2 separate regions of the Homo sapiens genome follow, and region 2 is linked to region 1. A link is a loop called in an ENCODE intact Hi-C map of the cell type or tissue named here. Cell type or tissue: endothelial cell of umbilical vein. All regions are shown on one strand. Links, peaks and the distances in the headings refer to the core of each region. The heading gives the core; the rest is flanking DNA.

The links. Peaks named below come from ENCODE experiments on the same cell type or tissue, not always from the same donor. Only the 100,000 strongest peaks of a DNase experiment are listed, where the experiment ranks them.
Region 2: a loop joins it to region 1, with 4 times the contacts of the local background. A loop is called at or near these places in 1 of 110 quality-filtered maps.

What each region holds. Positions count from the first base shown.
Region 1 is chr2:12,855,359-12,860,029 of GRCh38, reverse strand. No RefSeq gene overlaps it. Among named protein-coding and RNA genes, the nearest start is that of MIR3125, 120 kb to the right of the region's middle. RefSeq lists a cis regulatory region at 2,862-3,025. In endothelial cell of umbilical vein, for the core only: no CTCF peak of the experiment used is centred there; a DNase peak (open chromatin) is centred at 2,839; H3K27ac peaks cover 2,181 bases.
Region 2 is chr2:12,979,722-12,984,392 of GRCh38, reverse strand. LOC100506474 (a long non-coding RNA gene) reads left to right here. Exons shown (of 6, transcript NR_038434.1): 5 at 3,275-3,356. Among named protein-coding and RNA genes, the nearest start is that of MIR3125, 240 kb to the right of the region's middle. RefSeq lists an enhancer at 3,064-3,567. In endothelial cell of umbilical vein, for the core only: no CTCF peak of the experiment used is centred there; a DNase peak (open chromatin) is centred at 2,052; H3K27ac peaks cover 1,189 bases.

The DNA of each region.
Region 1 (4,671 bases), core at 1,310-3,809:
ATAATTTTTAAACCATCCAGTCCTGGCTCCTTTAAGTTTAATAGTTGTTTCCTCAATTTATCTCTCTCCTCTTACCTTTTACTTTAAATAGCAAAATAAAAACAGGCAATACCTTAAACGCTTTGTTTGGAAAGCTTATTAGCTAAATGAAAAAGTTCATTACAAACATCTGCTTTCCACATAACTTCAGGTGACAGTGTTACTAAGCTTTCTGCCACTACATAACAAAGAAACAAGGATTGCCTTTCCTCTAGTTTTTAATAACATGTTCCTCTTTTCCTTTTGAACCCTCACTGGAAACATCTTCAAAGTCTATATTTGCACTAACAATCTGTTAGTGCAAGCAATTTAGGATTTCTGTAACATGTTCTTCAAAATCCTTTCAGTCTCTACCTTCTGCCTGTTTCTGAAGCCAACTTCACATATTTAGATATCTTTAAAGTGCATCCCACTCCTGATACCAATATCTGTTATTAGTTATCTACCTCTGTGTAAAACATTACCTCCAAACTTAGCTGCTTAAACAATACCTAATTTCTATCTCACATATTTCTATGGGGTAGTAACTAGACATGGCTTGGTGGAGCAGCTCTGACTCAGGGTCTCTCACAAGGTTAGAAACTGAAGTGTCACTGTAATGTAGTTATCTTCAGGCTCAATTAAGGGAGGATCTGCTTTTGATATGGGCCAAATTGTGTCCCCAAAAGGCATATGTTAAAGCCCTAACCTATAATACTTCAGAATGTTACTGTATTTAGAGATAGGGCATTTAAAGAGGTAATTAAGGTCAAATGAGGCCACAGGGTGGGGTCCTAATTCACTATGACTGGTGCCTTTATAAGAAGAGGGAAAGACAGGAGAGGCTCACATGCACTGAGGAAAGGCCATGTGAGAACATAGTAAGAAGCAGATGTCTGTAAGCCAAGGAGAGAGGCCCCAGGAGAAACCAACCCTGGCAACACCTTGACCTTGGATTTCTAGTCTCCAGAGAAAATAAATTTCTGTTGTTTAAGCTATTCAGTGTGTGGTATTTTGTTATGGCAGCCCCAGCCAACTAATAAAACTTCCAGGCTCACTCACATGGCTGTGGGCAGTGATTGTAGACTGCTGTTAGGAAGGGACATTTTTTTCTTTGTTAGGTAAGCCTTTCCATAGGGCAGCTCACAACATGAAACCTGCCATATGTGCATGTATGACAGAGCAAAGGAAGAGAAGGACCAGGAGAGGAAAAGAGAGAATAAGAGAAAGAGAGAGATGAAAGCCAAAGTCTTTTCACAACCTAATATCAGAAGAGATATCTCATTTATTTGCTGTTTTCAGTTAATTAGAAGTGAGTCAGTAGGTCCAGTCAACTCTCAAGGAGAGAGGATTACACCATGGTGTGAATATATGAGGGTGAGGATATCGTTCAGTTTATTGTCCACAGAAAGGCCAAAGTAAACTCTTTAAAAATGGCAATCATGTTCCTCCCAGATTGAAAAGTGGATCATAACTTTCTATGGTCCTCCAATAAAACCAACACTTCCTTTTTCTGTGGTTTTAAGACATGTCATGATTAGACTTCTTGCTCACCTCTTTAGCTTACTAACTGCCCTCCACCATATCACCTTGTTTTACATTTTTATTCTTCAAACATATTTAATTCTTCCACAACTCTGGAAATTTGTCTTTGCTTCTCCTTCTGCTTGGAGAGATCATCCTCAGATGTCCCCAGAAATTACCTCCTTTCTATTAGTCAGGTCTCAATATCACTTCCTGAGAGTGACCTTTGCCAGATATCCTCAGGTTGTTACACTGCCCCTGGCCACTTCTTATCACATTACCTAATTTCATTTTCTTCACTTGCCTATTTACTTGTTTATTGTTAGGTACTTCCACTGGAATATATGCCCATTCTTGTTCAGTTTAGTGACCTGATCCCTGGAGCAGTGCCAGACACATGCTACATATACATCAAACATGCTTGAACAGTTTATGGATGGTCTGAGTCAAGGAAGAAGGCCCTGATGCTAGGCTGGGGAGGCAGGATGACGTTTTATAAGGCCATTTTTGAACCTGGGTATAATATGTTGAAAAAAAGATCTAAAGGCACCAGGAAGCAGGTGGAAGAGTGATTAGTGGGGCAAAACCTGGAGAGAGCCCGAATGCAGAGTTGGGATTGCAGGCAACAGGGGCAATGGCAGTGGGAAGGATGGGCCTTGGCATTTTTTTTAAACCATATTTTATGGAAATATTTCTATATGTTTGTGCCTGAGTATCCCTGGCAGGAATGCAAATAAATATCTACTTTCCATTTTGAATATGACAGGGTTCATGCAATTCTATTTCTAGCCAATTCTGGCTTCTTCAAAAGAGAATGGCTATGCAGACATTGTCATAAACATGGAAGGGACTTTGTCACAAAGAGTAGGCACCTTTATCCCTTTGTTTTAAAACATATGTCCCCATAATTCTCATGCATTTGATACATATTCTGTTTGCATATTTTGAATTCCCAGAAAAATTTGTTATGTCTCTTCACTATGTACTGAGTCATAAATAGTGTACTTCTATAAACACATCAGCAAGATAGAAAAAAAAGTATGAATCGTGCTCCCAATGCCTTGGCCCTGCCACTCAGTCCTCTTAGTTTCCTATGTCTCCTTAAGAGAGGCAACAGAGAAATAAAGGGAGAAAGAGAAGCGAGAGAGAAAGAGAGAGAAATTGAGAGAGAGAAAGAGGCAGGGGAAAGAAAGAGGTTGGTGTTAATTTTGATTCTCTCTCTGGAGTGGTTGTTACCCTGTAGACAAGAATTTTATCCTGGCATGGCATTTAAAACAGGAAGTTTAAGCTACATAGCTGTGGTTTTTTGGCCTAGAATTGGGCCAACCTTTCCTTCCTTTTAGTGACTCAGATCATATACTTTTTAGAGCTAGAAAGAAACCCACTTCAGCCTCAGTTACCTGATCTGAATAAGGAAGTGGTTGAACCAGATAAGGTTTAAGAAACCCAGATCATAAAAGCCTGTGATTCTAAGCATCTGCAAGCACACGTGCACACACACACACACACACACACACAATCAGCAAGGTTCTGCTTGGAAAGCCTTGTGCATGGTACACACTCAATAAACATTTGTTTATTTGATGTTGTTTGATCTTATCTAATACAGCATCATCTGCTTTCCATTTCCAAAAAGGATGTGGATTGTTCAGCTCCTTATCCTTGCTAATTAATTCAATTCCTTCTTTTCATGGACAAAATGCTATGCGTGCACAGAGGAGGGAGGTACGAGTTTAGTAGGGACAGCTAAAAAGGAAGCTCCACAGAAGAGGTGATATTTCAGTCCTGAGGCATAAGTAGAAGTTTGACAAACAAAAAGAGATGAGGAAAGGCATCTGAGGACAAGAGAACAATCTAGTACAAAAACTTGAGGTATATGGGTCTGGTATATTAGGGAATCCTGAAATGTGGGGTGACTGAAGAGATGTTCAGGAAATTAGACCATACAGACAATGGACATGTTTTGTATTTGCCCATCTGCTGTCTGTTCCCCTCTCTGCTAACATCCCTTCATCTCTCTGGGAACTTCTTCCATCCCTCTCAGGCTTGTGTGTTGGGTTAGCCTGACCCCTACCCCCGGTCTCTACAGAAAGATGTGTGTCCCAAGTCCGGCCAGCCACAGCACTGAATCCCTCCACTCTCCAGGTTTATAAATTACTCAAGTAGGACCAATCCTACTCAATGGAATCAGGATTCCCTACTAAAGCAAATGGGAAGGAAGAACTGTTGCTCTGTGGACATCGCTAAAAGGGTAGCCTGAGGCTGTAGGTGGCTATTTTGCCAATACCTGCAGTAACCCCACCTGAGAATACAGCCATCATCACATAAGCAAAGCAGAACCAAGAGAGATTCTTGGTGAAATGCTTTCATCACCTGCTTCAGATTTCTCAAAGGGAGAGCTACTGTCATTCTGGGTAAATTTTTTAAAAATCCTCCTTGGGTGGGATGTTTTGCCCACTGCCCCACCTGCACATCCTTGGCAGATGCCCTGAACGCCACCCCCCACCCAGTTGTGATAAAGCACCCTCATGTGTTTCCAAATAGCCCCTATGGAGATGGCGTTGCCACAGGGAAGAACCTGATCTGTATGCAGTCTTGCCTACCTTGGTAGTTCAAAAGTCTATTTTTTTTTTTTTCAGTTTGGTTTTGGTTTGGCAGCTTGAACTGGGTTTCTGTCACTTGCAAGTAAAATGTTCTAACTACTTCAAAGAAGTAGGGGTCAAATGGTGAGCCTTGTCTCTACTTGCATCCTTTATTATCTGATTCATGAATGTGTGTGTGTGTGTGTGTGTGTGTGTGTGTGTTATCTTGAGAAGCATAAGAGGTAGGCAACATTAATAGTGAAACTAGACAACCCTAATTTGCTGAGTGTTAGATGTCACTTTAATGTCAAAACCCTTGGGGCTAAAAAAGATGTGACAAGGGAAAGTAAGAAGGGGCCCAAATCCCAAGTAACTTGAGAAATTGTACCTTGACATAAAATAAGCTTTAAAACCAAGATACCCAGGCAGGATATTTAAAATATTCATCAAGCAATTTAGCAAGAGAATAAAAATGAACCCATCAGTAAAAATGGATTACAGTGGGTAAAAAATGGGACGATTAGCCCTATATCCAGGAACTCACAGG
Region 2 (4,671 bases), core at 686-3,185, 120 kb before region 1:
CATCCTCCTCATAACTTTCACTCTCTTTTTTATTCCTGCACTTTGGAGTTTTTCAGAATATGTTTGCGTCAATTTCCTTCAAAGGTCAACCAGAAATTGAAGGGAGTTCATAAGTCTCTGATTTGGATCACAAGCCTTTAGTTCCTTTGAATGCTTGGCAAAAATGTTTGTGAAGAGACAGAGATCTTGGAGGAATCTATTTCCGGTTGCTCTGTGGGTTTCCAGTGCTTTGAAGGGCAGTATGAAGCCTGACCACTGCCACTCTTTCTTCCCCACCTCCACCTCCCCATACCCTCCCAGGGCATCTACCTCCCTCCGAGGTGGCGGCCCAGGTGCCACCTCTGCTCGCCTCAGTGGGTCAGTCATGCCACAGACTGGTCTGTACATTTTCTTCCATGACCTTTCAGAAAAAATCTTGCCATTTTCTCGCCTCATTTGTCTCTCCTGAAGTGTGTCCTTCCCTGGACAACATCAGAGGGCTTAGAGAAAATCTGATGCCTGTAAGTGAGTGGCCTCGGGGCCAGAGATGAATGAAAATACAAAGAAATAGATCTCAGGACCCCATGTTAAGGATACGATTTTTGGTTTTCAAAATATGGCTAGGAAGTTTCAAGCAAACCTAAGTACCTGGTGCTAACAGTAGGCACAGCAAGAAAAGGCAGCTATAAAGGTCTAGAAAGCAGAGTGATATTAGGCCACATTTCATTAAAAGGAACTGTTTTGCAAAGGCAATTCTGTAGCATGGTAAAACCAACTATATTTTTAATCTACCATGCCCTGTAGGTACTATGCTAGATCCTTCACTTACGGGTTTTATTTAATACTTAACAGGAGAATAGTCATTATTTTCCCTTTAATGTAAACAAGAAAACTAAAACTCACATAAGTTACGTAACATGTTGTAATAGTCTGTTCTCACATTGCTATAAAGATACTACCTGAGACTGGATAATTTATAAAGAAAGTAGATGTAATTGACTCACAGTTCAACATGGCTGGGGAGGCCTCAGGAAACTTACAATCATAGTGGAAGGTGAAGGGGAAGCAGGCACCTTCTTCACAAGGTGACAGAAGAGAAAGAGAGAGCAGGGGAAACTGCCACTTTTAAAACCATCAGACCTCCTGAGAACGCCCTCATTATCACAAGAACAACATGGTGAAAACCGACCCCATAATCCAATCACCTCCCACCAGGTCTCACCCTCAATGTGTGGGGATTACAAATTGATGTGAGATTTAGATGGGAACACAGAGCTAAACCATATCACAGTTACCTGTATTAACTACTTAATTCTGACAGTGTTCTGGATGACATAGCATGCTGAGAGGCAAGGTGAGTTGCTAGGCTCAGATCCTTTTTGGTCTGTTCTATTGCTCAGTGGATTAATATGACCAGGGTTAAGATCCAACATAAATTCTTAGGATGCTTTCATTTTACTTTATTTTCTTCAGGTCAGAAAATAGGTTTAGCTTTTCCCTGTCCTTGCATCTATAAATCTCTACCCAAAATGTAGAGATTGTAATAAGTGCCAGGTGATTAACTTGTTAAGACAATTAGGGTATTGTTTAGGAAATGTGGGTTGCATTCTCAATTCTTTGGAGATTGGCTACCTGCTTATTGATTTAAAGACTATTATCATTTCAAGAGATCTAGAGTCCAGTGACCTTGACCCAGTTCCTGTTAGCAATTTTTAATTTGCAGATGAAAAACCTGAGACCCAGAATGATGAAATGATGAGGTGCTTTGTCAAAGTCATTGAACAAATTAGTAAAAGAAAATAGGCCAGAATTTGGAACTATGGAAACTTATATCCAAACTTATCCCTCCACTTGAACTAGAGACTTTTGTTCCTTTCTGAGAAATGGGGTTAAAACATTACCCATAGGTAAACATTTGATCACATGGCCAGCAGCTGGTTTACACTGACTATTAAGCAGTGATCTCTGCTCTCTCTTAGAAACTTGAATTCCTAAAAGGCGGTTGCAGGACTTACTCATCTTCCTGTATCATATTCTTCCATCATCTTTTTCCTGAATGGGATATTAGACCACTTGGAAAATTTTTACAAATGCATATTGTATCCATGTGTGCAATACAAGCCCTGCTTCAAATATGTATGTACATTGGCAACCTCTTCTGTTCCTTTCAGGAAGTTGAAAACAGATGTTTCAATTAAACTAGTAACTGTGCTTCTGTATTTGTGTCTGGAATTCAAAAAACTTCCATCCAGTGGATTAAAGTCACATTCATACAATTTACCTGATGAAGTGGGAGAATAACATATTTGATATATTCAGAAATATTTTGTCATTGGAAGGTATTTTTCATTTACCTAAAAAGGTATTTGAAAAGATATGTATGAACCAAGGACTGAAATTCCACTTTGCCCAATTATTATACTTTAACAAATATCTCCTGCTCTAAATCATTAGGACTGCTATGGACTGAATATTTGTGTCTTCTCTCCAGAAATTCATATGTTGAAACCCTCATCACAATGTGAGGATATTAGGAAGTGGGGTCTTTGGGAGATAATTAGTCCATGAAACTGAAATCATCATGAATGGGATTAGTGCTCTTATAAGAAGATGCTAGAAAGCTAGCTATCCCTCTCTATGTCATATAAGCATACACAGGATGGGTGTCTATAAACCAGAAATGGGGTACTCACCAGGACCCTAACAATGCTGGCACCCTGTCCTTAACCTTCTAGCTTCCAGAACTATAAGAAATAAATTTGTGTTGTTTAAGACACCCAGTTTATGATATTTTTAGAACAGCCTGTGCTAAGACAAGGACTTATTGATATGCCATATCATATTGCTTGCTAATGCCTTCCAGGTAGCCTCCTTTGTCTACATAGGAAGATGCCAATCTTCTTATACATCAATAAACCATGTTTGTTTCTTGTAATCTTCAGGAACTATCATAGTAAATAATGTATTTTTATACTGGGTGTTCACCGAATACCTCCTTTTTCATTTCAGTGAGCGTTTGTTATCTATTACATTCCAGGCTCTTAGAAAGTAAAATTAAGTAAAAATTGGTTCCCGCCTTCAAAGAGCTCCTATTTTTATGAAGGGTACATACATGGACTCGGCAGTATACAATATAATAAATGTACATTCTACAGACTATCAATGATCGTCTCTACGTATACCAGACTTTATGTTAGAGGTTAGAAATACAAATATTAATAGAATTCAGCCTCTGCCTGGGAGGCAAGAGGCACTCTCCAGGAGTGCCCAGTTTCCTGTTTTCTCCCTCTTTCAGTCCAGTGAGAGAGACATGATGGCCCAGCTTGAAAAAGAAATTGAGGATAGCAAGTGTAACATACCAAGCATTCCACGAGCAGGTAAGTTACAGCACATATTGGAATTCCGGCCTCCTGATTTCCTCTTTATGGCTTGCCAACCCTCTTCGTCAGCATTTGACATGGGAACTCTGGGCTAAAAGATAATAGGTTCATACTAGGCCTGGAGGGGCTGGAGGCTTAATGAAGGGGAGGGCAGGATATAGCTGTGGAAACCTGCTCTGTCTTTATATTCTAACGTCCTCTCTTTCACTCTTCTGTTAGTGAGAAAGAGAGATCTGTAAAAAAATATGTGCTGTTACCCAGCTTCCACACCCCAATGAGAACAGCAACCCACTCCTCCCCTAGGGGCTCAACTCAGTCCTTCTGCTTATTAGGTTTGTTTTTACTTAAAAAAAAAAAAAAGTGTGCCTGCAGCTTGTTTTCATCTCATAAAGACTGGTTGAACACCATGAAAATTGGCATTCATTTTTCACCTGATGATTTTATTGGCCACTATGTTTTAATCTAACATTGACACTTTGCTTGCTTCTGTTCTCTTCTCTTGACCTTGCCTTTTATTTGATCTGAAATAACCCAATTAAATTAGCTTGGCACTTGCTGTTCTGCAGTAAAGCACACCGAGGCTTTGCTGGTGATACTGGGATCTGTTATTCGTTTCAGTTGTTCACAGTTAAGCCTAAGTCCTCTCTGTCTTCAAAATGTAAGAGAGGCCATTCCGTCATTCATTCATTCATTCATTCTACAGACTTTCATTGATCATCTCTATTTATAACACACTTTATGTTGGAGGTTAGAGATACAGATTTTAATAGAATTCATTCCATGCCTGGAAGGAGCCAGAATGAATATGGTATAGAGTGATGAGTGCTTGAACAGAGGTGCACAGACTGTGCTATCAGGGCACAGAGAAGGTAGCAAGAAAAAGCACATGGAAAACTAGGTTTTATGGAAGAAAAGGAATCTGAGGTAATGTATTGAAGAATAATGAATCAGATGATGGTGAGAAGATGGCCTTTTCAGGTCAAGAATGGGATGTGCAAAGGCACAGATGCATGAACATGTCAGTGTATTCAGAGACTGATGTGGTGTGTGGTCACCTAGAGGTGAAGGCGGCATAGGGTGAGCAAAGTGAGAAGGGTCTGCTTGGGAAGGTAAGGAGCAAATAAAAGAATTTGAAAGCAGGCTGAGCAGGTAGGTGGACATTTACCCTGAAGGCCAGTGGATCCGATGCTAGAGTCCATGTGCTGATGTTAAGAGTTCATAAGCTACCCGAAATGTCATATATTTTGCCTACATACGCATATTATGTGTTGGGAAGAGGGAGAAAGGAAGACGACTTACAAAACTGTGATGA